Regions from separate parts of the Mus musculus genome. Here regions 1, 3, 4, 5, 6 and 7 are each linked to region 2. A link is a loop called in an ENCODE intact Hi-C map of the cell type or tissue named here. Cell type or tissue: left cerebral cortex. All regions are shown on one strand. Region 1 overlaps Smad3 (SMAD family member 3). Region 2 holds the start of Smad3 (SMAD family member 3). Region 3 has its middle 49 kb from the start of Gm39359. Region 4 has its middle 24 kb from the start of Gm39359. Region 5 overlaps Aagab (alpha- and gamma-adaptin binding protein). Region 6 overlaps Smad3 (SMAD family member 3). Region 7 has its middle 42 kb from the start of Gm39359.

Region 1 (4,000 bases), 100 kb before region 2:
AGATAAAGGCCAGAGTCCGTGTCCAGTAGCCGGTGGACTAGCAGAGACCCCATTTGCTGTGTGACTCTGTTCTGCTTCTCTTGACTCACCATCTCCTTTGGGGGTGGGGGAAGCTAGGCTTGGTTATCAGAGCCCTAACAGTCTCTGAGCTAACAGGACACTACCAGGGCCAGTTTAGCCGTCACCAGCTGTGAAGGTGGAGGGGGTAAGGCAGCAAGCTGAGAATATACCACCTAGCTTCCACCTCCACCCCTGCCTGCTCCTGGAGGAGGGAGGTAAAACAAAGCGTGGTCCATAAGCCCCTCTGGGACTGCAGCCTCAGCTGAGCCAACAGACTGAACACCAGGCTAGTCAGCCAGAGTCCTCCATGGCGCAGCCCTGCTTTGGCTTCCTCAAAACTCTGGGTCTTTTGAGAAGCTGCTCACTCTCAGAACTTCTCTCCCTAGCCTTTTCTTAGAGCCACAGGGATCGCTACAGTTGAGTGAACCCAGCGATGTGAATGTGCTTTGTAAATGAAACCACAGAAGCTGCCCAAACAAAGCTCTACTCCCAGCTGAGATTTTCTACAATCTGGCTGGCCCCGCCCACAGCCCACTGTCATCTTCTCAGCAGCAAAACGGTCGAGGAGCTACAATGTGTCCCAGGCAATAGCCGGCTGGACACAGGCCACATACTGTATGAGGAGTGCATTGGCTTTATGCCTTGGGAGTAGGGGAGTTCCAGCCTGGCAGTTCTCAGGGGTCCAGGGGACACCCCCAGAAAGACCTCGGCTCTACAGAATAAACCCAGAACTATCACACTGATCCAAGGCCTGAGCCCAGGATGCCTTTTAAATATCTCCTTGTCTTTTACATGGCTCCCCTATCCAGCACACCCAATGTCCCACCCTCGTCACACTGTCCTTTCCGGTACATGCCCTCGAAAACTTCACCCCACCATCTCCTGACACCTATCACCTCCAGGATACCTTTCCTGATCATCCCACAGGTAGATGGCCTTTCTCGCTATCAAGGCTGTTTGCCGGGGACTAATAGCTCTGGGTGTGTCACAACCACCCTGTGTCCATCTTAAACACTTCAGGCCTGTAAAGCCGTGGCTACAGGAGCACCTCTGTCTGCCTTTCCCATCCTGCTCTAGGTCTTGGCGTCAACCCAGAACACATCCTATGTTTGGACAAAGAATGAAGAAGACAGTGCCTAATCCCTGGGGGTGATGGAGGGCATCCTGGGTTACAGGTTTGTTAGACACTGCCTCTGTTCTCTAGGTCAGTGGCGCACAGACATGTACAGTGTCAACATAAACACCAGTGTGGAGGAAAGGCAAGAAAAACTTCCAGGGCATGCCTCAGGAGCCATGGCACAGGGCAGCAACCTCCAGAGGTTACCTGGTGGGATCTTGCAGACAGTGGCCGGGTGCCAGCCATAGCGCTGGTTGCAGTTGGGAGACTGGACGAAAATAGCACTGTCACTGAGGCACTCCGCAAAGACCTCCCCTCCGATGTAGTAGAGCCGCACACCTCTCCCTGCGGAGGTCAGAGGATACTGGGTCAGAGAGACCAACTAGACCAGCTGGAGAGCGGGCATCTGACAGAGCTGCAAGTGGCTACTCCAAGCCAAGTGGGAGAATGGTGGGCAGCTCTGGGTTCCTAAAGCAGCTGGAACAGCTGGCACAGGAAAGAGTCTGGACCCAGTCCCAATAATAACTTCTGCCATTCCCCAGCCTCAGGCCTGAGCTTCTGTCTAGAGGAGAGGGGTAATCACCTTCCTTAGCAGTTACTGTAACAGTGCCTGGAGGGACAGCTGCTGCCACCCCACTGCTCTACTCTCCCCCCCCCCCAACCCCACTCCGAAAGACACAGAGGTGCCTTGGTGAAGTTGCTACTGGGGCTTTGGCACTCCCTGGCCCCTTGCCAAAATGACCTCCCTTCCCATGCTCCTAGTTTAGTCTGCATTTTTATCTCTTTCCCTCCATCACCTAAATCCACTCCAGATGGACAGAAATTCACTTTCAGCTGACTCAGCACATCAGTGGTTACATAAACATTGAGCTCTGCCCAGTGGGGATGTCCCCTTGTGCTCACAAGAGGCCCAGAGTATGAGAAAACAGCTCCATTCAATGTCCTGTGGGCAGAGGCCAGGTAACATCTACACACTGTGCCACACTCCCACCTCCTCTGTCTGGGTCCTACAGCACCCAGTGCTGGGGGTCTCAGTGTCCCCAGGAGGCAGGGGTGGGGACGAGTACATTACCAATGTGTCGCCTTGTAAGTTCCACGGCTGCATTCCGGTTGACATTGGACAGTAGGCCCAGGCAGAAGCGCTCCGAGTTGGAGGGGTCAGTGAAGCCATCTACTGTCATGGATGGCTGTGAGGCGTGGAATGTCTCCCCAACTCGCTGGTTCAGCTCGTAGTAGGAGATGGAGCACCAGAAGGCCGGCTCACAGTAGGTGACTGGCTGTAGGTCTGAAGAGACATGGGGTGTGCCAGGTCAATAGGTATTCAGGGAGGCTCTGGAAGACTTTCTCCTCCTCTGACCTCCCAATGCCCATTGCACAAACCCTTCAGGGTGCTAGAGAGTGAGATCCTCAGAATTTAGGGGAGACCCTGACAGCCTATAGAAGAGGAGACACTGGGTTCACAGTGGGCTGACAGGCAGCCTGCCCCAGTGTCTGGCTTTTCTGTGAACAGAAGCAGCTTTTGGAGAAAGGCTAACCCAAACATGAAACGGGTCAGGACCGACCAGCACTATAAGCAACCCCAAGTGTATTCTGGCTGTGGTGTGGGCCACACCACACTCTACAGCAGCCCCTTGCAGGGTCCCCTCTGCAGGCAGGGTCCCCTTGGCAGGCAGGGTCCTGGCAACTGTTCTCTTATAATCCCACAACCTCCTGCGGGACTGCCTGCACACTGCCGCCTCCAACCGCTCCTCCACACTATAGCTCTACTGCTGGCCTTAGGGAAGGGCTTTAAGCCCACTCTGCCCCATTTAAATAGTCCACCTACTGCTCACTGCACCATCTACCTCAGACTCTTGCTCTGGAGGACTCCCAAGTATTTGTGCAGCCACCTGGTGATTTTGTGTGTTTTTGTGCAAGCTGGTATCCATAAATGTCCCAACTATCCAACTTGACTATGAGGTCCTAAAGTCCTCTCTCTTCCCTTGCATGAGGCTCTGATGGAGGGAATAGGGATGGCTCAGCATTGGCCTGAGAATCCTGTCTGTTGCCTGCCAGGCAATTTGGAGAGTGGCTAGGGGCCCGTGCTCAGTATCCCTTAAGTGGCCAAGCCAAAGAACAGCAGCTGCTGTGTTGTCCATGGGGAAGGGCCTAGACGGCCCCGGGGTGACAAAGTGGCCCCGAACTCCTGCAGCCCAGGCACATGGTCCTTGTAAGAGTGAGGTGAGGACCCAGCCCCAATCCTGACACTTTACACAGTACATATAGCCAGAGACAGCCCCAGTTCAGCACACCCGAAGCTAGGGCATATGGCTGCCTGAGAGAAAGGGGGTCTAGATAATTATGGGATGGTCAAATGCACCCTCAGCCTGTACTCACTGGATACTAATAGCACATATATATATATACCTCACCCTCTCAAGTACTGACAATAAAAACTATTCCTAGTACTGTCAGATGTGTTCTACAGGTTGGAAGCACTCCCCACTGAAAGCCACTGCCCTTTTATGTTGAACCAGCATGACTTCATTCATGTTTCCTATGTCAGCTCTAAATCACCCCTGCCCACTGGAGCCATCAGTGGATTCCCCGAGTTAACTCGAGTAAGATGTGGCCATGCAGCAAATAGCGTATGGTACCAACAGTGATAATAACCCTGACTATGGACCTAAGAACTCCCTGATCCTCTCTTGACTTTCCAGAAGAACAAAGCTTCCTTTCTCCCTGTTCTCACAGTTGAGTAAGAGGCCAGGAGCACAGAGGCAGAGGATCAAAGCTACTGTATGGAGAAGGGAGTGATGGGACAGGAGCAGCTGTGGCCTGTGC
Region 2 (4,000 bases):
GGGGGTGGGGGGAGGCTGCTTCTCCAGACCTGACAGAGCTCTGTGAAACTCAACCGCCCGCTTCAGCAAAAGGATAGAGGAGATTGGAAAGCTGGAGAAGAAGCCAAAAACCCAGGTGCCTCTGACTATCACATCACCCCTAACGCCAGCTGGCAAAGGCTCAGCAGCCAAGCGTTCTTCCAGACCACATACTGCCTGCCTGCCCTCTCCTTTACAGGTGGAATCCACCCACTCAGGTTTGGGGGTTGTTAGATTTTTGCTTTTGTTGTGTTTTGTTTCTGTTTTCTTTAAGTGTCATTCCCACCATATGTGGTGTGTGCTTCTAGGGAAGGCCGACCCTGGGTTCCTGTGGACAGATGTTGTTTTGTGTCTTACTATCAGGGCTGGCAGCCCATACACAGCTGCCTTGAGCAGGTGGCCAAGGATGGAAGCTACCCCTGCCTAGACAGGTGATGACCTCTACTATCGTAGGCCTTCTTTCCATCCCTCTGCAGGCAGAACGCCCCCGCCCCCCCCCAAACATCCCCACCTGCCCCTCATCTGGAATCAGTCTTTAAAGGTGTTTGAGAAGAAACAAAACCAGAAGACTAAAGTGCTCTCACCGCATTGCCCAGACGCGGGTATGCTCTAGAAGGCCTTGGGAGTGAAGTCACTGACCCCTTCCATCAGCCATCTGTGAGCTCCCGCCGGACTCCTCTAGCCCGATGGGAAGGATAAAGGAGGTCAGGACAGATGGCAAAGCGCTTTGGGAAAATAGGCTCTACAGGAATGCAGGGCCGATGGGAGGCCAGCCCTGGGGTGTTTTGTTATCTGCCTGGAGCTGCCTGCTCCATTCTAGGCACCCGCATACTCTGGATTAAAAAGATCGCAAATCAGCAGGGGTGGGGTGGAAAGAGGGAAAGCCCCTACTTTCTGCCACTTGTTTCTCCCGCTTCAAAGTCGGTGCTCTGCTCTCCAACTAAGTGCGTGCGTGCATGCGTGCACAGGGGGCGGGAGGCTGGCACAACCAAATCTAAAAATACTCAGTAAAAATGCTAATCCCAAAGCAAAGAAAGAGCGAAGAAGGAATCTGTCAATCAACGGGCTCCCGCTCCTCACCCACAGCTGTACCGACTGCATTCCTGTAGACGAGGAAAAGAAGTGGGGGAACAGAGCTGAAGAAAAGAAAGGGACACACGCCACCACCTCCACGAGCGCGGGGCGGGAGGCGGCGGAGGAGGAGGGGCTCGGCCGGCAGAGCCGAACAAAGCGGGGCCTCCACTTGGAGCCCGAAGCCCCGAGAGTTGGGGGGCCAAGCTCAGAAACACCCCTGCTGCCCGGAAGCAGCTGGCGACCCTTGAGGTCTAGAAGCCAAAATGCTGCACGGAAGCCAGGTCTCTGAGGCTAGGCAAATCCGAAGGTTTTGTTTGGGGTCCCTCCACCCACTCCCCGTCCCCTACAGGCGCGCGCACACACGCGCACACGCCCTCCCTCTCCACCCGGGCCGCGCTAGGGGGCTGGGCCAGTGCGCCCCCAGCCGCTCTGGGACCCCACCTGGGGATGGTAATGCACTTGGTGTTCACGTTCTGCGTGGTGATGGCCTTCTCCAGCTCGTCCAACTGCCCCGTCTTCTTGAGCTTCTTCACCAAGCTCTTGACCGCCTTCTCGCACCACTTCTCCTCCTGCCCGTTCTGCTCGCCCTTCTTCCAACCCAGCAGGCGCTTCACGATCGGGGGGGTGAAGGGCAGGATGGACGACATGGCTGGCACCGAAGGGTCACCGGCGCCCCCGGCGGGGCTGGGCGCACTGGGGACGCCGGGGGCGCTCAGAGGCAGCTCGGCCCGCGCCTCGCCCGAACTTCGCTTTTAACTCTGGAGAACTTGCCCGGGCGTCCGGGCCAGGACTGCGGCGCTGCAGCTGCGGGGATCGGGAGCACGGCGGCGCCCGAGCTGCTCCACGCGGACCGACGGACTGACGGGCAGGCCCCGGACGCGCGGGGCGGAGGCGGCGGCCGCGAGACTCCAAGTGGCAGTAGAAAGTTTGGGTTTCCGCACGGGGTAGCTGTTTGGGTGCCGCCTCCGGGAAGGAAAGTCCAACCCCCAGCCAAACTTTGCTGGCCTGGATGGCTTTGGTGCGCAGATCCCTCCGCCTCTGCAGCGCTGCTCCTCCTCCTCCTCCTCCTCTGCGATCGCCGCCTTGCAGGGCCAGCCAGGGCCGAGCAGCCGCGCTACCCGCTCCTCTCCCGCCCGCTCCCAAGTCTACGTTTCACGCAGCTCCGCGTGCAGCCTCCTTCCCAGCGCAGTCGCCGCCCCCTCGCTGCCGGGGCTCCCCGCTCCTCCCCCGCGCCCTGCTCCGGGGAGGACCCGCGGCCTTCCCCGCCCAGCGCCGCCAAGCGCGCCCACGTGGGCCACCGGGTAGGGCGGCCGCCAGCTCTGCCAAGTGCCGAGGGACCGGACTCCTGGGGACTCGCCGCCCCACAGACTCTCAGATACCGTTGCAGGAACTAGAGAGGATTAGACTCACAGGGAACAGGCACTGTCCGTCAAGGGCTGGCTGCACTCCGGAGAGGACTCGGGCGCGGTGAGGGGTTCAGAAAAGCTCCGGGCCCAGGAAGTTGGGGCACGCTGATCTCGCTCAGTGGCCAGAGCTGCTTTAGGTGGTTTTTTGTTTTGTTTTTGTTTTCCTGCTGGGTGAGATCAGAACGGCCGACTGCCTGAGACTGCGGAGGAGGGAGTTGGAAAAGGGGAGAGGGAGACTTAAAAGGAGTTAAGAGACCTCAGTGACAACTTGAACAATAGCTGGAGCCAGGGGTCCCTTGGGCCCAGTGAACCAAGCTTTTTGCAGAAAACGGGCCTCAAAGACATCTGTTGCGTTCCTGAAGGAATGAATGGGGGTGCTTTAGGATTTTTCTTTGGAGGAGGGGAGAGAATTAACATTTCAGGGTGTTACTGAAGTTCCGAAATTCGACACCAAACAAGTAAGAGAGCTTTTGTTTACAAAGCAATGAACTCGCACACACAAAGAGCAAGCCGGAGAGGACTCGAGAAGTTTATTCAAAGTTAGCCTAGGTGGGAAGCCAAGAGAACCTGACTTTGAGTAGCCCTAGGGGCTTTACTGCAGACTAGACGAATTCAGGGCTGGTTGCCCACGGTCCCTCCACGGATTTGGGGCGTTACATTAGACCCTCTGCTCCTTTATCCTGTTTCAGCCTCCCTATCAGGCTAGCCCAGATGCTTAGAGTGTGCTTGGTTTTGCGCACGCGCGAACACACACACACCTATTTCTCTCCCGTGGTGAGAAACAAGTTATTTGCAAACCAAGATCCGGTGCGCTTTACGAAGCCCTATGAAGTGTGGCTCGTCCCACAGAGTCAGCCCTGAAGCTTCAGGGGCCCCCTGCTCTGTCCTCGAGGCTGCCCCACCACCAACCGCCAGCGGCAGCTTGTCAGGGGTTGTGGTTTCCCTCCTTCCACCTCCCTGGTAAGTCCTGAAAGGAAGACCCCTGAGGCTCAGTAGACCTCAGCAAGCCGGTTCCTGCAAACCAGTTAGATGGTGGCTGCAGCCTCCCTTCCACTTGCTGCTAGAGACTATAAGGAAGGAGGTCCTTTTTGTTTTGTTTCAAGACAGGGTTTCTCTGTGTAGCTCTGACTGTCCTAAAACTCGCTCTATAGACCAGAGCAAAGCTGGCCTCGAACAGAGATCTGCCTGCCTGTGCCTTACTTGGCATTAAAGGTGGGCAGTCTTCACTGCTGTGTTCAAACAGATACCAATCACTGCCGTTAAAAGCCTGAGAGGCACAGCACCAAGGGTCAGAGCCAGGATTTAAACCCAGGTTTTTGTTTGGTTTTGGTTCTTGCTACTGGCCCTAGAACTGTAAAGCTAGGACACAATGTGCAAAACAAGAGCTTTTCTCACAGGTGCACCATTATCTCCAGGAATGGTCTCAGGCCCTTTCCTCGCCACCTCCTAGGCTGCTGGGACTTTGCAGAAGTCCTAAGCAAGACAAAAAGTGGAGGCCAGTG
Region 3 (4,000 bases), 86 kb after region 2:
GCAAGGCAGTAAAAAGCCACCTCCCAAGGGCTTCAGGACAATGAGCAGACAGGCTGGGATCTGGTGTAAGAGTTGTCCAGGATCCAGGGGCAGCCTAAGGTACAGGTGAAAGATCTCCGCAGAAGGGTTGTGGTCAGCAAACACTGTGAATGGAAAGTCCTGCCTTGAGTCACATTCATCTGTGATTTGCTTTTAAAAAGATTTTGTTTATTTTATGTATATGAGTACACTGTCACTGTCTTCAGACACACCAGAAGAGGGCATCAGATCCCACTACAGATGGTTGTGAGCCACCATGTGGGGGAATTGAACTCAGGGCCTCTGGAAGAGCAGTCAGTGCTCTTAACCACTGAGCCATCTCTCCAGCCCACCTGTGGGATTTTTTTTTTTAAATGAATGGTTGATGGCAGGTGTCACAGGTCCTCCTTGGCTGGATCCTTTGCAGAAAAGCTAATCTGTCTATCCTGGTTTTCTTTCTCATTGTGATGAAAATGCCCCAACGAAAACATCCCGTGGGATTAAAGATTGACTTGCTCATGAATCCGGGTTTCTTCCATCGAGGCTGGGGAACTTGAAGCAGCATGTCACGTCGCATCCACTAGAGAGCTGAGAGAGAACGAATGTGTGCACCAGACTCTCAGTTGCTTTCTCCACTCATACGATCCAGGATCCAAACCTAGGGAATGGTGCTGCCCACAGTGGGCTGGATCATCCCATCTCAATTAGCAAAAGCAAGGCAATACCCTCAACACGTGCACACAGGCCAATTGATCTAGACGGTCCCGCAGTCAAGACTCTCTTACCAGGTGATCCCACTTTCTGTCAAGTTGACAATTAAAACTATCCATCACGCTGTCTATCAAAGCTGTACTAGATTTCTCTTAGATGCCCAGCCAGAGTCTCATAGCCCACTGGGGATTGAAAGGGGCACCGGTGCCAGTCAAAAGGCGGTATGTCCCAGGGGTAAGATGGATGGGATGATATGCCATTGCTGTTTGTGTTGGAGCCCCTAGGGTTCTCCAAAGAAGCAGTGAACACACACACACACACACACACACACACACACACACACACACACACACCCTGCATTGACGGACAGGACAAGTGGGAATGACAGTGTGAAGTGATGGGGTATGAAGGTATGATGGAATGTTAACCCCGCCTTGGGAAAAGCCAAGAGTCAATCCAGTTTCCAGCAAACTTTCCCCCTCAGTTCAAAATACAGAGGTGGAAGTGCAGGATACAGATGACCTCTTGGGGGACCCTAGGGACAGAACCTGCCCAGTGTGAGGCATAGCCACCTGCCAGGGCAGTACAGACCTCAGGAGGGAAACGGACCCTGCTGAGGATCAGTGCAAGGACAGGGAGGAAGTGGCTGCTCTGGTCTGTGGAGGAGGGTGAGGCTCTGAGAGGTGAGGCTGGGACGCCTGGGGGAGGGGTAGCAGCAGAGACAGGCCACTGGTCACCTGAGGACCAATCAGTCTAAGTGTCCACAGTGACAATGGTGGATGCCTGACTCCTCCCTGTCAGTGAAGGTTCTAGAACAGGAAAGGTACCAGACTGAATGTCACTGGGCATCGATGGTGCCAACCGCTCACAAGGAGACCAGCTCCAGAGCCTACAGTTGCCTGGAGCCTCTTCCAGCAAGGGGGCTGTATGGAGACGCCTCTAATGTCCCTAGCTAGAGGTCACCTCCAACAGCGGTGCTGCAGAAAACCCGATGGAATAGACAGAGAGGTGACACCACCTGCTAGAAGATGTCATCGAGTGACCCTGGCCACTGAGGGTGGGCCTCAACCAGGTGGCACTGATGCTCGTGACTTAGATGTCCCTGAAAACAGGAACATACCTGAAGACTCACACACAGTAGGCTTGGGTCAGCATTCCAGCAGCATCTGTGGAAGGCTTAAATATCACGAGTAAAACATTCACAACTTCCCTACGGGTGCATCATTACTTCAGAATGAAAATTAAACAGTCAACCTACAGGTGAGATGGTGGCACTAGTTTGCGGAAAATACAGATGGAGTGTGTCTTTGTCTGTGTGTGAGCGCCCTCTTGTGGTGATCATGGCACAGTGCCGCACTTGACTAAATGGATTTCTTATGGATGGTGCATGAAGAAGACACCTCAATCAGCCTTTGCATCTACCCTGGGTTTCTTCTTACCTGGACCATAAAAATACTGGTGTCTTTTGTCTTTGAAGTCCCAGAAGTGCTGAGAACTATTCAAAGAACAGGCCCATTGTCTGTGCTAGTCTACAAACTAGCAATATGCTGGCTGGAAGGGCGAGACTTCTCCTGGCAGTGAGCATATCACCTTCCAACTCTAAACCTCCATGTGTACTACACTGAAGACCATGAAAAATGTCCATCCTTCCACAGGACGTAACAAGGGAAAGAGAGAACAGACCCCAGTCCATAGTCTCCAGGCAGCCACAAGTCCAGGGAAGCCTGGGTCACACCTACTGCCATGCCTGACTAGAATGAGCCCTCCTTGCTCACACATATCCTAATTTGGGAGGTGAATCATTTGTTTACTGGATGTCCAGATCTTCCCAGGAATGGTATGTCACTCACTTCTTACAGGACGTGGGGAAGAAGGCTCTCAAAAATTCTGATCCCTTGTCAGAGTAATGAGGGTAGCTCATTTAAACATCACCTCTAGCAAATCAGAGAACAAATCAGAAAGAGACGTTGGAAGTGGGAGGTGGGGTGGGAATGAAGTCATACCAAGCAGCAGGAGGCATAATGGCTGGCCATCAGGGATGCCCTGGGCTGAGGCAGAGGTGGGCCTCAGGACCCTGAGGAGGGTACAGATGAACTATCAAGAAGATAGTTAATGTTAGGGATTTTGCTTGTTGTTTTGACACAGGGTCTCATGTATCCCAGGCTAGCCTCAAAATTCACTGTGTAGCGAGGATGACCCTGAACTTCTTGATCCTCCTGCCTCCACCTCCTTAGTTCTAGACTTGCTGGTAAGCATCACCACACTGGTTTATGTGGTGGTGGAATTGAACCATGGGCTTCACGCACCCTAGGCAAACACTGTACCACTGTCTCAGCTGAGCCACATCCTTAGCCTGGGTATCAGGTTTGTGATAAGGAAAGAGAAAGCATTGTCTTGGGGAGGGGAGTCCTTTCTGAGTTCCAGGCTGGGGTTTAGCGGTGCCTGAGCTCAGCAGTCCTTGTGCATTTCAGAGTCTGTTGACCCCCAGGTTTGGTCTGTTGGGTGGATTTTTCCCCCCAGTGAAGAGGAGAACTGGAGAGATGGGAGCTTGAGGGTCGAGAAGGGTACTCTGGTCCCTGGAAGGGGATGGTTGTTTCCCTACAGAGCTGTGGGAAGTAGGAGAGTCAGGAATTCGGGGGGGGGGATGCACCTGTTTCCTGGTGTAGAGAGGGTCTTGATAGGCCAGGGGCAGGGGCCCAGGGCAGAGGATTTGGGGAACAGCTCCAAATGTGGCCAGCAGAGTGGAGAGGCCCATCAGCACCCCTTCCCCCAGCAAGACAGAGGATCAAGACCACGCCCCTTATCTGTCATCTGCAGAGGGGGGGAAGCACGAATGGATGCAGGAGACAGCATACGTCAAATGTTCATAGGACTAAGGTGGGACATGGGATGCTATGGAAACTGGCACTGTAAAAGCCTTGAGGTGGTGGTGGTGGTGGTGTGTCTGAGTCAACTCCCCTTTGAGAGTGGAGAACCACGGTCTCCAGGAGTCTCTGTAATGGCTAACAGAGCACTCCTGGCACTTTGGGCAGCTGCCTTTCTGTGGCCTTCACTGAAAAAGAACTTGTGGATTTGCCAAAGAGCATGCATACGTTTGTGGTGCGCTGAGAACTCGCATTCCCAGCCGCTAAGCTAATGCTATATAAGGGGCCATCTATGAAGGACTGAAAGAAACTCTAGAATCTTCTCATAGCAGGCGTGCTGTGATCAGACGACACCTGTGATCCCAGCTTTCAGGATGATCATGAGTTTAAAGCCTGAACTAAAGGAA
Region 4 (4,000 bases), 61 kb after region 2:
ATGTACTCAACTTGTTAAAAAGTTATATTTTTTATTTGATATGTATGAGTGTTTAGCTCAAATCTCTGTGCACCACAGACATGCCCTTGGATGTCGTCATCATCATCATTATTATCATTATTACTTATTGGTGTTTTGCCTGTATATATATCTCTGCATCATATGCACTGTTACCTGTAGAGCCCAGAAGAGAGTATCATGTCCCCTGGAATCATAGTTACAGACAGTTGTATATCATGTGGGTGCTGGGAATTGAATCCAGGTCCTCTGGAAAAGCAGCCAGTGCTCTTAACCACTGAGCTATCTCTTCAGCCCTACATCCATGTTCTTAATGGCTATTTGTATGTTCTATCTGGAGAAATGTCTACAAATTCTTTGCCCATTTTCCAACCATATTTTCTTTTTTTTTTTTATTACTGCAAGATTTTCTCTTTTTTTGGTGTTTTTGATATACCCTTAATGTAAGTCCTTTTCCAGATATGTGACTTACAAATGTTTTCGCCCATTCCATGCCTTGCCTTTTTGCTTTCTGGAAGCTATTCTTTCCAGCCCCAAACATTTAAGTTTCGATGTGAAGACTGTGAACACTCTAACTGCTGCTCAGACTTCAGGAGATGCCACTACCATTTCCTTGCAAATACCATGTTAAGGAATGGAAAGGCAAGCTGCATGCAGACTTATGTGTAAATCCTTAACAGAATTTAACGTTGACTTGTATTCCAGATAGATAATCTCTTTTCACATCAATTCAATGAAGAGAAATAACTTGGGTTTAAAATGGGCAAGAGATTTGGGCAGCTTCTCCAGAGACTAAACACCAATACCAATCACATGAAGAACGAAAAATCCTTGGCATTATTAATCCTCAAAGAATGAAATGCAGTCCTGCAGCACAGCTCATACCCCTGAGACAGGCTGGCATTACAGAGCCTGACCACACATGTGTTGGCAAGCATGTGGAATGCAGACATTCTGCCGCGTGTGCACTGCTGGTGGGGATGGTGTCACATGGGACAGACACTTGGGAAAACAGTTTGCTGGCTATGAAAAAGTTAAACACATATTTGCCTTCTATTCTGGCCACTTTATGCTGAGGTATCACACAAGTGAAATAAATATAAAAGTCCACATAAAAACTCTGTGCATGAATGCTTATAAAATGCTATAAATATAAGCATATAACTCATTCATTCATTCATTCCATACAGAGCCTCACTCTGTAGTCAAGCTCACTATGTAGCCCAGGCTATCACTCTCAAGCTCACTATGTAGCCCAGGCTATCATACTCAAGTTCACTACATAGCCCAGGTCTTGAATTCTCGGTCCTCCAGTCTTGGCCTTGAAGGTACCTATCATTCAAGATGATTTTTTTTTTACAAGTATGTTTGCCTGTGTTTATGTCTGGGCACCATGCATGTGCAGGGTCCTGGGGGACCAGAAGAGGGCAGTGGATCCCTTGGAACTGGAGTAACAGAGAGTTGTGAGCCATCAGGTAGGTGCTGGGAACCAAACCCAGTTCCTCAAAAAGAACAACAAGTGTCCTTACTCACTGAGCAATCCTTCCAGCACCTCCAAGATCTACCTTTAAAATGGTTTGTGAGGAAGGTCATGCTAAGTTATAACTCATGTGGTGTCTGTGGCCCAGTGAGCAGTGGAGAAAACGTAACCAGCTGTGTCCTGATGGCTCCTTAGCTCCCCACAGCTGCTTTATGCAATCTATTGCTACATGAAATGCAGAAGTTATTTGTGCGAAAACAGCATAACTATGCTAAGAAATAAAAATGAATCTGAAAATTCAATCATGATCTCCTTTCTGGACAGATCAACTCATTTATTTTCCCTTGTTCCCATCTGGCACTTGTCTGCATGCATAAAACATTTTTACACAGCTATAAAAATCCAATTTTGCATTCAACTCTGTGAAAACAATTGTCATATCACAGGCTGGTTCCCACTCTCCTGCTTCATCTTCTCAATTATTTTTAATGACTGTGTCAGTCACTCTGCAGATCTGTCCTCTTTTAACATTGCCTCTGTTGCTGGACATAAATGGGTTTTTGTTGTTGTTACTCTTTTATTTTTACAGTTACTATGAGAAAACAACATTGCAGCGAGGCTGGCAAGATGGCCCACCGGTAAAGGTGGCTGAGACCAAGACTGAATTTGAGTCTTAGCACCTACATGATGGAAATGGAGAACTGACTCCCATGTTGTTCTCACACGCACATCAAGAAATATGTGTTTTAAATGGTGTGGCTAATATTTGCATGGATAATGCCTCAGTGCTGGTTGTTGTTCTTGTTGGTTGGTTTTTGGTTTTTGGTTTTTTTGAGACAGGATTTCTCTGTGTAGCCCTGGCTGTCCTGGAATTCACTCTGAAGACCAGGCTGGCCTCGAACTCAAGGAGCTCTGCCTGCCTCTGCCTCTGAGTACAGGGATTAAAGGCGTGCGCCAGCATTTGCCTCAGCTTTGATTCCTTTACTGTTACATTAGAGTGATGACTTGAGTACAGTCTCTGGAACCCACAGTGGAAGGAATGAACCAACTCCTAAGAGCTCTCCTCTGGTTGACACATACCACACAGTGGCATGAACTCATGTATACATATACACACACATACATACACACATGCATATACGCACATATAAATATATATCACACCCATATCTGTATATATTATATACACATGCACACAGTAGTAAATGTAAATCAAACTTTTTTTTATAGAAGTCTCTGATGGAGAGATGGGCACACTCCTGAAATCTGAGCACTTGGGTGGTAGGAATAGGCTGATCAGAGTCCAAGACCATTTTTGGCTATGTGGTGAGCTACTGGCCAGCCTGGGCTACATGAGACCTTGTCTCTAACAAAACATAAAACCCCTCAATGTATGCTGGCAAGGGAAAGGTTTTCTAAGAAGTGATGGTAAAGGGGTCCTTTGGATGACAAGGAGCTTCTAGGTGGAGGGGAAGAAATGGAATTCTAAGCAGAAGGTGCAGCCTTGTAAAGCAATCAAGGTTAAGGAACTGGAACAAGGTGGAGCCAGCTGGAGCACAAAGAGCAGAGGGACCATGGAACAGACGGTCCAACTCTGAGGCGCTGGAAGAGTTCGGCTTTCTCCTGAGGGTCTCAGAATCCCACTCCAGTGCAGAATCTCCCCAGTGAGGGGAAGGAGAGAGAGCAGGTCTGAGGGCGCTGATGGAGAGCTGCACACTGGTCCAGATGAAAGATGGCCAAGACAAGATGACAAGAGACAGGGAGAACTTGGAAAGTGTCGAAGAGGTAACACTTGGATGAAACAATGGTGGGTGTAAGAAGTGGGCAGTGGGTGAGCACAGGAAGGGCCAGCTTTGAATCTTGACTTAAGAGAATGGAGTGAGGGACTGGAGAGATGGCTCAGCAGGTAAGAGCACTGGCTGTTCTTCCTGAGGACAGTGTTCAATTCTTAGCATTCACATGCCATTTCACAACTGTTTGTGATCCAGTTTCAAGTGGTTTAACACCCTCACACAGACATGTGCATTTGCCAATGCACATAAAAAATCATTTTTTAAAAAGAGAGACTGGATTTCATGTCTTTAGTCATAGCACTTAGGAAGCAGAGGCAGGCAGAGCTCTGTGAGTTTGAAGGCAGTTTGAGTATAGTGAGTCCTAGGCCAGCCAGAGCTACAAAATGAGACCCGGTTACCAAAAAATATATAAAATAAAATAAGAGAAGGAGGGGCTGAGTGAGGGGCGAGAGAGAGAGAGAGAGACAGAGACAGACAGAGAGAGACAGAGAGAGACAGAGACAGAGAGAGACAGAGACAGACATACACAGAGAGAGCGAGAGCGAGCGAGCAAGAGAGAATATGAATATGGAGACTGGACAGCTGGTGCAGTGATTAAGAGCACTTGCTGTTCTTGCAGAGGATCTAGGTTCAGATCACAGCCCCCCGAATGGCTCAGAACCATCTGCAACTCCAGTTCCAGGGGATCAGGACCCTTTTCTGGCTCCAC
Region 5 (4,000 bases), 130 kb before region 2:
TTAGTTGAGTCTTCAGGCTGTGTTTGTGCAAAAGGAGAAGGGTGCTCACCCAGCTCCCACTCACTAGTGCCCTTGCCGCTGTCCTTTCCTCATGCTTCATTCTCTGCAGCGAACGTAGAGAGTGGGGAAAGTGAGGCCTTACTCCTTTCTCAGGAATGGCTCTTGACTTAGAACAGCTCCCCTGTGTCCTGGCAGCCAGAGAGCAGAGGTACAGGTCCAGACTCTACCACAAGCCAAACCACTGAAGGGCTATGTGCAAGCGAGCCCTAAGTAAGCGTTGCTTTAATGATGTACTCAAAATTTCAGCAGTTGTTCAGAGAGAGAATAAATAGGGTTTTATGATTTTATGGTTTGTTTGGTTTGGGTTTTTGTTTTTTTTTAACATGCAGGGTTGTTTCGCTTACGTGTATGCCTGCATCATGTGGGTCCAGTGCTCACAGAGGCTAGAAGACAGCATCAGATCCCCTGGGACAGGACTTTAAAATGGTTGCGAGCTGCCACTGGGTGCTGGGAATTGAACCCTGGTTCTCTAGAAGAACAGCCAGTGCTCTAACTGAACCATCTCTCTAGTCTCCTGTGGTGTTGGGGTGTTTGTTTGTTTGTTTGTTTTTAGTTGTTTTTTTTTTTCTAAACTCACCAGGAGGAAATAGAATATGCTATAAAAACATAGACTCTTTTTCTCGGTCCTGGTGTCAGCATTTGTGACCTTTCTTAAAGGTTGTATAACCCAGATGGTATGGCATGGCCTAAGAATATCACTAAACAGTGGGTGTGATGTCTCCATGAGCTTCGGAGTGCTTGGCTGTGGTTAGAATGAGTGGCCCTGGTTATCACAGCATGTAAATGGAGAAGACTAGCTTCCCTGAAAGGAAGGCTTCATACAGAGTGGGGAAGGACATAAGAACACCGTGACGGGCTGGAGAGATGGCTCAGCGGTTAAGAGCGCCGACTGCTCTTCTGAAGGTCGTGAGTTCAAATCCCAGCAACCACATGATGGCTCACAGCCATCCGTAATGAGATCTGATGCCCTCTTCTGGGGTGTCTGAGGACAGCTACAGTGTACTTACATATAATAAATAAATAAATCTTAAAAAAAAAGAACACTGTGACGTACAGAGCGTGCTTGAGCTTATTCCGGTGAGGCCTCGTAGTTGCTGCTTTTCAGAAGTAAAACTGAAAAGTGAACGCAACGTGTTTAGCAGGCCACATAGGTTCCGGCCTGTGGCCAAGGACATTCTTAACATTTGACAAATCTGTGCAAATAACAAACACTGCTGGGTTGGGGTTTTTTTATTTTTATTTTTTGATTTTTGGTTTTTTTGTTTTTATGGCATCATTGTCTCCCATCTGTAATTCACTGGACCACTGGAATGGAGCCGGATGTTTTGGGGACAAATTTAATACAGAGTGGTTCCTCTTTATCTGTGGTGTGGTTACCTGCAGTCAACAAACTACCGCACAAGTTTTAGAAATAAATAACTCCCGTTTTCAACTTGAGTGCTTTTCTTAGTGACAAGGTAGTGTAGTGTACCATTCCTGCCTGAGCAGGTGGGTTGACCTCGTGAGTAGCCCACCCCACACGTTGCCACCTGCCCAGAAGGCAACCAGTGGCCATCTTGACTGTCATTTGACTGCTGAGATAGTTCAGTGCCTGTGTTCACATGATCCCTACTTTGATAATAATGGCTTCAGAGACAGTGCTAATGATGCTGGTTGTCTAGGCAACTGGGATGAACTGAAAAGAAGCCATCCAAAACTTACTAGGTTATCTCCTCCCACGGCCACGTGAGGAGTAAGTTCGGTACATGGACATGTCTGCAGAGAGGTCAGCTGTCCCACAGAGCTCTGTTTAGAGGTGGGTTTAATTTTTCTTTCTTCCTTAATTTTTTCTGTGTATACTTGGTCCTTAGTGTGTGTGTGGCACTGTGGGCCTGCAGTGCCCACAGCAGCCAGAAGAGGTTACCAGATTCCCTGAAGCTGGAGTTATAGAAGGTTGTAAGCCACCATGCAATTGCTGGAAACCAACCGTATGGACAGCCAGTACTCTCAACTGCTGAGCCATCTCTCCAGTCACTAGAAAACTTCTATTACTGTATTCTGCTTTAAATACTTGTTTTATTGTGGTTATTGTCTTAACTGTGTCTAACTTAAAAATTAAACCTCATCATAAACATGTAATATGGGCTGAAAGCCCTTGACCCAAATGCTTAGGACTAAGTTTCTCAGGTTTTTAGACTTTCTGCATTTTGGAATACTTACACACATGTATGCAGGACATACGTCCTGCTTGTTTGAGTCTTCTGTGCACTCATGCATGCAGCCTGGAGGTAATTTGGAACAGTGCCTTTGTTTTGGTGGCATAGACGTTCCCACTCAGGCATCATGGTGGTGCCAGAAAGTTGAGGGTTTTGGAGCATTTTGGGTTCTGAGTTAGGTCTGTTTAACTTGTTTAGGGAAAAACAGTAAGAGGGTGGTTTGGGTATAACCACAGTAGTGCGGGCCCGGGTGTGCCGGGCCTTCACTGGGAGCAGTGACTGCTCTTCTTATGCTTCCTGACTAATTTCTTTGTCATGATGACTTGGCCCCTCCTGCATCTCCGAAGTTGTAGAAGAGTTCGCTGCTGCGTAAGAGCCTGGGTTTGTTCCTTCCTAGTCTAGTGTATGGTTTCAAAGGACCGTCTCAGTAGGAGTAGCGTCCCCATGCCAGAGCCTGGGAGGCTGGGGGCTGAGGGCGAGAGAGATTTACATAATTCTTTTCCAGGATAGTGGCGTGCAGTTGGTGCCCGTGGGCAGAGCTGTGAAGAACACTGAACCAGAAGACCCAGTGTATAAAATACCAGCCAAGCCTTTTGAGCAACACTCCGTGCAGGCCGTCTGCTTTGAATAAACAAAAGTGGATTCTTTTCTCAATTGTATAAATGTATGCGCCTCTGACTTCCTTAAAACATAAGCAGAGGAACATAATGAACCCTCTGATGAGCGGACTGAATCCGCCCACCATTGTTCCTCAGAAAGCACTGAGCACAGCGCCCTCCAGCTTATTCTAAACTCGTGGCTCATCGTGAACTTTTTAGGGTTTTAAAATTTAAGGATTTTATATATATATATATAAGAAAAAAGTGCTCGAACACAGCAAATTCCAAGATGCGTGAGGAGAGGAGGCTGAGAGTCTCTTCTCAGCCATGGCTTCTGGGTCAGAGATCTCGTGCTCAGTGGCCATTGGTGCACAGAGCAGCAGACTGAGCTCAGCCCTGCGAGGTTGGTTTGTCTGAGGTCATGCAGGTGGGTGGGGCCGTGAGAGAAAACTAGGGTTGGTCCCAAGCTGTCTCTTCCTGCTACTCTTTTTCTAACAATTTTACCTATTAGCATTAGAGCATTAATCATTATTCTGCTGATGTTAATATTGTGGCTAAATGTACATAGCATAAAATAATAATTTTTTAAAATGGATGGTCATAGAAAAAATAAAGGTGCCTAAGGGTTTATAGTGTGTTGTAGGGTTGCATGCCTCTCTGCCTGGCTCTGTGATCACTGAGGTCATATGCCCTACCAGCCTGCCAAGTTCAGGGAATGCTAACCTATAGAACTGGGATTTGCAGTACTTATGAATTAGTTGAAATGACCCAGACTCCAAGTTGTTTCCAGTAATAGAAGGGAGGCACTTGTGTTGACTGTGCAGTCTGCCTTTCATTCCAGTCAACCACTCATGTACTCTCATGACAGGTGAAGTCCCTGAGTCCTGGACATACACAGCTCAAAGAGCGAGAGCTACCTGCCGCTGGGGTGAACCTGTCCTCAGGCTCTGACACCCTTAGAGGTGGGTGCCCTGCTCCAGGGCTGCAGGCTGCCTTAGGCCCCGTCTGATCTCAATGCCAGCTGACTGAAACACTTGCTGGAAACTGAGATGAGTGAGCCTCTGCCTAGCTTGGTGACAGTGAGCCTTACAGTCCTTGAGGCTTGGGCTCTCCTTTAGTCCATGTTCTTGGTGATTCTTTAATTGG
Region 6 (4,000 bases), 80 kb before region 2:
AAGAGGAAGAGGAAGAGGAAGAGGAAGAGGAAGAAGAAGAAGAAGAAGAAGAAGAAGAAGAAGAAGAAGAAGAAGAAGAAGAAGAAGAAGAAGAAGAAGAAGAAGAAGAAGAAGAAGAAGAAGAAAAAAAGGAGGCTGGTGATTCATCAGAGCTCTGCTTCATAGTTGTGCTTTTTACACGCTGGCTTTCCCTCCACACACTATGTCCACAAGTGCTCAACTCTTCAGTACCACCAGGACTGCAGGACTTTCGAGCTATGGATAACGCTGCTAAAATCCAAACTGATTCTGCCACTGCAAGCCAAGGGAAGGCAGCCAGGTTAGCAAAGCCATCCAGGTGGCCACTCTGTTCCTGGAAAGCTCCAGTGGTAGTGTGAATGAAAATGGCCCCCGTGGGCTCAGGGACTGGCACAATTGGGAGGTGCGGCTGTGTTGGAGGAAGTGTGCCACTGAAGGTGGGCTTGGGGATTTCAAATGTCCAAGCCAGGCTCACTGTCTCTCTCTTCCTGATGCCTGCGGATCAAGATATAGAACTCTTGGCTACCTTTCCGGCACCATGCTTGCCTTCATGCTGCCATGTTTGCTGCCATGATGATAATGGACTAAACTTCTGAACTATAAGGAACCCACATTAAATGTTTTCCTTTATAAGGGTTGCCTTGGTCATGGTGTCTCTTCACAGCAATAGAAACCCTGAGACAGCTTGCTTCCAGATTGGGACACAAGATGGCTCTTTAGTCTTTTAAGAGATAACTCACAGAACATCCAGGATGCCCACAGCCCTTGGCAATCTGATGGGCTTAGGCTGCCAAGAGCCACCTATAGGAAATACCCCAAGACATCCCTTACATTCCAGAGGGGGTCAGAGGTGGGGGGTCTCCTGATCAACTTGTCAATCACTTCTCACCCTACTTGACCCAGGCCTCCCTCTGTGCAGCTCAACTCTCCTTAGACCAACCCCAGGACACACATCTTCCAAAATGCCTTCTGGGAAATGCGTTAATGGTGTGGGGTGTCACTTGGGCAAACTAAAATGAAGCACCAGCCTGAATCCTATATACCCAAAGGAATATCTCTTCCTTTGACCACATGACAAGGTGGGCATAAAAGTAGCTTTTCAGAGAAACAGGTGTGCCAACCTTGAATGTAGAACTCAACAGGAAAAGAAAGAAAGAGGATGAGGGGATAAGCCGAGAAATCTATCCACTGTTAGAAGGTCTCAAGCCTTCTTCCTCGGAGAAGAAAGCAGGCTGCCAAGTGGGCCTTCCACTCCTAAGGACCTCAAGATAAAGGCCCATCTTTGTTCTCTTCAAAACAAGGGTAGGACACTGACAGTCACTCCCACCCGATTGCCAGGGAACTTCAATATCAACTCACTTCACCAAACAAACAATTCTCCTGACAGGATTCTTAGTCATTCTGTGTTTTGTTGTCACTACTCCTCACCCCCCCTCCCTGCATCCTCTCCCTCCACCCCCTTGAAGCTTTCTTCCATGAAGCAGAAACCAGTTAAGGACTAAGTCTCCTCTCACACCCCTCCTGCCTCCTTTCCCAGTTCTCCCGCCTCCCACCTCCCTTGGGTTTGCTTGAATCAAACTATGAATCACTTCCGAGTAGGCAGGCTGCATGCCTGGGGGTTGGATTTTCTCTTCTTTCTTTTTTTTTCTTTCATTCTTTCCTTCCTCCTTCCCTCCCGCCCTCAATGCCTTTCTTCCACCCTCAATGCCTTTCTTCCTCCCCCACCTTCCTTCCAGAGAAGATTCTCACAGCCCATCAGTAGAAGGAGCAGATCAGGTGGCGATGGTGGTCTTGCCTAGTTTTAGCAAAGCCAACCTTACAGCTCCCAAGACATAAAGAGAAAAATATAAGGTGGGCATCTGTGACTTGGAGAGCCAGGGTGGGAGGGGGAGGGAAAGAGACTGGGAGGGAGAAAGGGAGGGAGGGAAAGTAGGAGGGGAGGGCAAATGAGGTTTTGTGTTAACTGCAGTTTTGACTTCCATAGTTATGAGTCAGAAGCCAGAGAGATAGCACAGGGCCCCCAGTACAACAGAGGAAGTTAGTGTGTGCTGTGCAACTCAGTGACACTCATGCAGAGAGGTGGCCCAGGACAAGGGCTGCCTCAGCTCTTGTTTCACAACACTCTTAGCAACATCCAAACAGTACAGCTGGGAAAGCGACAATCCCCATTTCTACCCCATTCCTTCTTCCATGGCTCCACTCATGCCAAACCAGCACTCTACCCACTGAGCCACACACGCTCCGAGGCCCTGTTCCCTACTTCAGGCAGAGGCCCAAAAGTCTTGAGGAGTCTCTTTCCCCTGTCCCAATGCCTCGTGCGTGTGCTCTCCCACTCAGCTAAAGTCACAATCCTGTGGTCATTTTTCGCCAACATGAAAATGGAACATTGAGCCTTGTGCACGCTAGGCAAGCACTCTGCCGCTGAGCTACATGTCCACCTTTGGGTTTCTCAAACCTTCCAACTTGGCTACAGACATGAGGAATAGGCAAGAGTTGGGGCGCTGGAAATAAGATAAGGGACAGAGATGATCAGTTTAGGATTTCTTATTTATTTATTTATTTATTTATTATTTGTTTGTCAGTGTGTGTGTGTGTGTGTCTGTCTGTCTGTCTGCAAGAAGAGCTCACTGAATCCCTTGAGCCAGGATTACAGATTGCACTCACCTAGCCTGGGTGCTGGAATGTGAACTCAAATCTCTCCAGTCTTGGAAATGATAGATTTCTACATGAAGTTAAGTACCGCAGAGTTCAGAGAGGGGCTACTTTGCCTATAGGCGATGTGGTGTCTACGGGACTTCACCACCAGCCTCCTACCTCCATGCCTCTTCTTTCTGGATCAGAGCAGTTCCCATCCTAAATTGTAGTAAAAAATAAGGCCCTGTACGTCCCAGGCTTTACAGGACAGGAGAGAGCATCACAGACAACAGGCACTCCTTTCTGTCCCGGAGAATGGACTTCCAATAAAACAAAGGCAGACTCATGGGGGCACTCTGACCTCTGACAGCAAGGAATCCTTCCAGCAGGGAGATAGAGTTCCAAACACAGAGGCCTCCAGTCAGCCAGATGTATAGTCCAGCAGAAGAGGGTGACCGTGCCATCCTGTGTAAGCTGCTCTCCTAAGGCTAAACAGCTTCCTGGTCAAAGCCCGAGCTTGTAAAATAGCCACTTCTGAAAACAGAGTGGCTGCAAGACCAGGCTCTGTCTCTGAGCTCCAGGACACTACCTATCCTACACTGAGACCTCCACTGCCTCCATCCTTTGGCTCATTCTACTCAGTGGCTTCTCCCTACCCTTGTCTCTTCCATCTTAAAGTCCCTACTGACTCCACCAACTGACTTGAGCAAGCTTCCTGCCCATCTGGGCCAGGAGCTCCTGGTAGTAAGAAAACCCAGGTGACCTCCTGTACTTAGAAGGGAAATGGGACTAATGGGTCATATCGGGCCAGAAGTACACCACAGCCATTTTATTAAAATTCTCAGCCATATTATTAAACCTTGGGAGGCAGAGGCAGGTGGATTTCTGTGAGTTCCAGGCCAGCCTGGTCTAAAGAGTGAGTCCCAGGACAGCCATGGCTACACAGAAAAACCCTATCTCAAAAACAAACCAAAACCAGTACATAACAGAAAGCTACACTCCCATATCTCAGAAGATGTAATAAATAGACAGGGATCAGAAGCCACCCTGTAGCTGTTCAAGTCCAAAGAATCCACAGACACACAACATTAGGCTGTCAGCAGAAATGGTCCCTCAACAAGCAGCTGGTCTAACATAGCAGAGGGTTGATAGATCTGGGTGCTGGTCACCTGAGCAAAGCCGGCAGCAGCGAAGTGCTGAGGCTGCAGTTCTTCTGTTTCTTCTGTTGATGTTGTTTTGTTTTGTTTTCTTAGTATATAAAAGTTTATTGGGGCTGGAGAGATGGTTCAGCAGTTAAGAACACTGACTGCTCTTCCAGAGGTCCTGAGTTCAATTCCCAGCAACCACA
Region 7 (4,000 bases), 79 kb after region 2:
TAGGGCCTGTGCCCCTCCTCCTCCCCGCTGTGGCTCCCCTCCTCCATGGCTGATTTCTCTTCCCCTTTGACATTCTTCCTCCCCTCTCCCTCTGGCTCTCCCTCCTCCCTCCTCACTGTGGCTTCCTCCCTCCTGTGCCTTTCTCCCCTCTGTGGCTCTTCTTGACCTGCAACTGCAACAAGACCCTCCCTAGAGAGCCCCCCATTAGGCTGCAGCAGCCACTGGCCAATGGTGTTCCTAGATTAGTGGAACTGAGCTAAGGGAACACTTCTAGGGAGGCCCTGAACTGAGCCGAGAGCTAAGGGAACACTTCTAGGGAGGCCCTGGGTGTCCTCTGTGCGAGCAAGGTTCACTCTTACCATTCAGATCTTCAGACGGTCCTCTCAAAACAGACACTAAGACAAAGTTTGGGGTGTGTCATGAGAGGTCACCCACACTTATAAGTGGAAGAAAAAGGAAGGGGGTAGGCAGAGACCAGTGAAGACCCAGCAAACAGAGAGGAAATCTCAACCCAGGATCATCTGAGCATCCCAGACGGCCAAGCAATGGGTGAGCCCAGGCTGGCCCCTGCGGCTAATGTAGACATTAAGGTACTGCCAACCAAAGCAAGTACCTGCCACCCACGTGCTAACAGCACCCTGGAGGGCAATGGTGGGCAGCTCCACGTTCTAAGAATGTGATTGAGCCCTTTCGTCTCTTGATTTCCACAGCCACTGTGGGGGCAGTTTCTAGATTCGGTTACCTGAGGTGGGTAGACACACCTTGAAAGCCTTTCCATGGGCTTGATCCCAGACTGAGTCAAAAGGCCAGAACGAACTGAGTACCAGCGTGCATCTCTCTCTGTGCCCCGACTATGCATGCCACGTGACCCTCCTGTAACCACGCCTACCCCGCCAGGATAGGCTGTCTCTTTAAACTGTGAGGCAAAACAAACCCGTCTTAAGTTGCCTTTGCCAAGCATCTCATCACAGCAAGGAGAAAAGGCATCTGATTCCCTCCCTGTGCTCCAGAGGCTGGGCTGGACGTCAGGATGGCTTCTGGACAGAGACAGGTTCTGTTCTGTGCGGTGGTCCTGTCTCCAGCCTTCTCCATCCCAACTGTTATCTACAAAGTGCTGCTGGCCCTTACCCTCCTCCAATGATGGTAGCAGGAGAAACTACACCTTTTACCCTTCCTGGGGAGTCCTGGGGAATCTCTTCAGCCTAGGAGCGTTCAGGAGGATCCTAGCTGGATGGGTAAGAGGGGGCTGCAAAGGGAAACAGGACTTGAAAGAGCAGAGAGGGCTTCAGTAGCTCCAAGGACCTCAGGGAATGTCCTCCAAGAAATTTCATGCTCCAGCGAGAACCCATAAAATCAAAGATGTGTTTCCATGTATAGTGATTTATGTAGAACAAGCAGAAAAGGCTTTCCCCATTAATCACAGGGTGTGAGGCAGCTGATGTGCACTGTACAGAGCTCTGAGGGTTATGGCTGGTTTAAACGTAGATTCGACAGCATACACCCTTCAGTTCAGTTTTTGAGACCCTCCCTGGGCAGGGGGCCAAACATGGCTGTCACCATCCACCTTCCAGCGTGGTATCCCTCATTCCTTCCTCACACATCACCAAGACAGCCCAGCCTCAAACACAGAATTAATGCAAGTCTTGGGAAAACAGAGCTGTGGTCAAGACCATAGCAAACAGGTCTAGGCTGCTTCCAGCCAGTCTCAGCAGGCTCAAATCACTTCTGACCAAGTCAAACCAGTTCTAGTGAATTCCAGGATTGACCAGATCAGGATGTAACCAGCTCTAACGTGTTCTGACTGATCCCAGAGATATATACTGTTTAAAGGAGATTGTGACCAGTTCCAACTGGTTTGGGCTAAATCTAACTGGACCAGACCAGTTCTGCCCAAAGCAAAACAAAGCTAATTTAAGTAACTCCAAGCTAGTTCCAACCTGGCCAGCTCCTTCCTCCTCTGAAAATGTTCTCATTAAGAACCTGCTCAGGAAGTGGGGCCCCACCTGCCTCTTTTGAGGGGAGACATCTTATGTATGCCGAGTTCTGAGGCTATGCAGAGCTGGAGCCGGATGCTTAATTAATAACTCAGCTACAGTTTACCAAGAGGAAGCCAAGCAGTCCCTGCTCTAAGCTTTCTCCACCTTTACTTTGCAGGAGTCAGTCTCTCACTGAACCTAGAGCTTGCCAGTTTGTTAGCCAGCAAGCCCCAGATACCTGCGTCTCGAAGGCACTGGGATTACAAGTATTGGTCTCCACATCAGGCTTTTATGTGGGTGCTAAGGTTCAAAATGAGGACTTGTGAAGCATTTAACAACTGGGCCATCTGCTCTGCCCCTACCAAGTGTCTTTGTGCATCCTGGTTCCTGTGACGTTAGACAATCAGCCTAGAAAAGCTATTGCCCATTGGGCCTGGAGATAGCTCCCTCCAGAGGCTGAGTGGGCTCAGGAAGCTGTTCTGTGGCCTCTGCTTCTCCCCTTTGGGCCTCAGTGTCCTCTTCAGGGTTCAATAAAGCATCCAAGTCACCCAAGATAATAATGACCGATGACAATAATGTCCAAGCCCTTAGGACGGCATTGTAACCCACACGAGCACACAGAATATTTCCGGTCTTTCCCCAGGTTTTCAGTTTTTTGTTTTGTTGTTGTTGTTGCTGCTGCTGCTGCTGCTGCTGCTGCTGCTGCTGCTGCTGCTGCTGCTGCTGCTGTTGTCTGGTTAGAATCCCCCTGTGTAGATCAAGCAGGCCTCTAACTTTTGAGTTTTTCCTGCCTTTGCCAACTAAGCTGTTTTAGGTGACTGACAGACAGGAGCCACCGTATCTCCTCCCCTTCCTTCCTTCCTTCCTTCCTTCCTTCCTTCCTTCCTTCCTTCCTTCCTTCCTTCCTTCTTTCCTTCCTTCCTTCCTTCCTTCCTTCCTTCCTTCCTTTCTCTTTCTTTAGACTATTATAACTGTTCTTTCTCTTGTGGTGTGATTAGAACTATCCTCACACAGATGGAAAACTGTGGCGTCTGGTCCTGACTCCCAGCCTCCTTGACTCTGGAAGTGAGCTGAGAGCTGGATCCCAGCATCCTCTTTGCTGCCAGGTGAGACCTCAGGACTGTCCTGGGCTTGGCTGGCCCATGGCTCCTGGGACTCTGTCTCTGCTAAGTGGCTTCCTGATGCAGGGTGATGGAGAACTCCCAGGTCAGAGGAAAGCAATGGAATACTGCCTCATCTATCAAAGCAGACCACGTGAAGGCTGGGGTTCCTTGGCCTGAAGGAACCGTGGTGTGAAAAGCTGAAGGTTCTCTGGGGATGGCGTCTCTGCCCCTCTAGGCCTCCATACAGGGAGGGAAACAAGTGGAAATGGGGTGAACAACTCTCTGTGGGGTTCTCAGAGAGTCTTTGGGCCTCTTGTCTATGCCCCTTCTGAAGTGGGGAAGGGACAGCGGAGATAGCCAGGATTCTGAGACTGGTTTGGAAGGCACCTCACCCTGATGTGGAGGCTGGACCGAGTCAGCCTCTCTCTCCTTCCCTTCCCATATTACATACATATATACCACTAAACACTTAAAAAACTGGCAAATTCTACCAATCACTGTTGGTTAAGGGCTCATTGTGTTCTGAGCTTTTGCCTGCATTAGGTCACTCTCTGTCCTAACCCTGTGGAAATGTCCTGACTTCGGGCTCCTCTCCCCGAGGAAGAGGCCAGTTCACAGGCAGGTTAGGGCTGAGCCACACATCTGTGAGTCACACAGTTGACTTCCACTTCAAATGGCAATCTTTAATCGATTGGTAGTGGCTGCCTGTAGGGCAATATTGAAATCTGGAAGCCTCCCTCAGATGAACTAGAAAGAGTGCTATGATTGATTAATGATGCCTGCCAGCAGAGGCACAGGGAAGGGTGGCTTGCATGCTGCCTATATGCTATCTGTTCCTAAGACTGTGGGCCCCAGGGTGAGTTCTTCTGTCTTCCCACGTTGACAGAACAGGGGTAGAGAAAGTGCTCAGCTCTTAAAGGC

The links. Peaks named below come from ENCODE experiments on the same cell type or tissue, not always from the same donor. Only the 100,000 strongest peaks of a DNase experiment are listed, where the experiment ranks them.
Region 1: a loop joins it to region 2, with 2.2 times the contacts of the local background. A loop is called at or near these places in 13 of 42 quality-filtered maps.
Region 3: a loop joins it to region 2, with 2.5 times the contacts of the local background. A loop is called at or near these places in 15 of 42 quality-filtered maps.
Region 4: it touches region 2 in a loop (2.2-fold over the local background); 6 of 42 quality-filtered maps call a loop at or near these places.
Region 5: a loop joins it to region 2, with 4 times the contacts of the local background. A loop is called at or near these places in 4 of 42 quality-filtered maps.
Region 6: it touches region 2 in a loop (3-fold over the local background); 13 of 42 quality-filtered maps call a loop at or near these places.
Region 7: a loop joins it to region 2, with 4 times the contacts of the local background. A loop is called at or near these places in 16 of 42 quality-filtered maps.

The regions. Positions count from the first base shown.
Region 1 is chr9:63,653,302-63,657,301 of GRCm38, forward strand. Smad3 (SMAD family member 3) reads right to left here. Exons shown (of 9, transcript NM_016769.4): 6 at 2,250-2,462; 7 at 1,385-1,522. Among named protein-coding and RNA genes, the nearest start is that of Aagab, 53 kb to the left of the region's middle. In left cerebral cortex, no CTCF peak of the experiment used is centred here; DNase peaks (open chromatin) are centred at 571, 2,125 and 3,029.
Region 2 is chr9:63,755,939-63,759,938 of GRCm38, forward strand. It overlaps Smad3 (SMAD family member 3), which reads right to left and starts at 2,056. Exons shown (of 9, transcript NM_016769.4): 1 at 1,534-2,056. The coding sequence starts at 1,739. In left cerebral cortex, a CTCF peak has its summit at 2,325; DNase peaks (open chromatin) are centred at 64, 1,037, 2,203 and 3,223; H3K4me3 peaks cover 2,950 bases; H3K27ac peaks cover 3,326 bases.
Region 3 is chr9:63,842,270-63,846,269 of GRCm38, forward strand. No RefSeq gene overlaps it. Among named protein-coding and RNA genes, the nearest start is that of Gm39359, 49 kb to the left of the region's middle. In left cerebral cortex, CTCF peaks have their summits at 221 (motif pointing right) and 2,050 (motif pointing left); a DNase peak (open chromatin) is centred at 2,061.
Region 4 is chr9:63,817,410-63,821,409 of GRCm38, forward strand. No RefSeq gene overlaps it. Among named protein-coding and RNA genes, the nearest start is that of Gm39359, 24 kb to the left of the region's middle. In left cerebral cortex, no CTCF peak of the experiment used is centred here; a DNase peak (open chromatin) is centred at 1,862; H3K27ac peaks cover 313 bases.
Region 5 is chr9:63,630,292-63,634,291 of GRCm38, forward strand. The region is part of intron 5 of Aagab (alpha- and gamma-adaptin binding protein); the gene reads left to right. Among named protein-coding and RNA genes, the nearest start is that of Aagab, 30 kb to the left of the region's middle. In left cerebral cortex, CTCF peaks have their summits at 1,944 (motif pointing right) and 3,036; DNase peaks (open chromatin) are centred at 1,874 and 2,802; H3K27ac peaks cover 1,384 bases.
Region 6 is chr9:63,676,246-63,680,245 of GRCm38, forward strand. All of the region lies in intron 1 of Smad3 (SMAD family member 3), which reads right to left. Among named protein-coding and RNA genes, the nearest start is that of Gm51710, 53 kb to the right of the region's middle. In left cerebral cortex, no CTCF peak of the experiment used is centred here; a DNase peak (open chromatin) is centred at 1,578.
Region 7 is chr9:63,835,355-63,839,354 of GRCm38, forward strand. No RefSeq gene overlaps it. Among named protein-coding and RNA genes, the nearest start is that of Gm39359, 42 kb to the left of the region's middle. In left cerebral cortex, a CTCF peak has its summit at 2,423; a DNase peak (open chromatin) is centred at 2,367.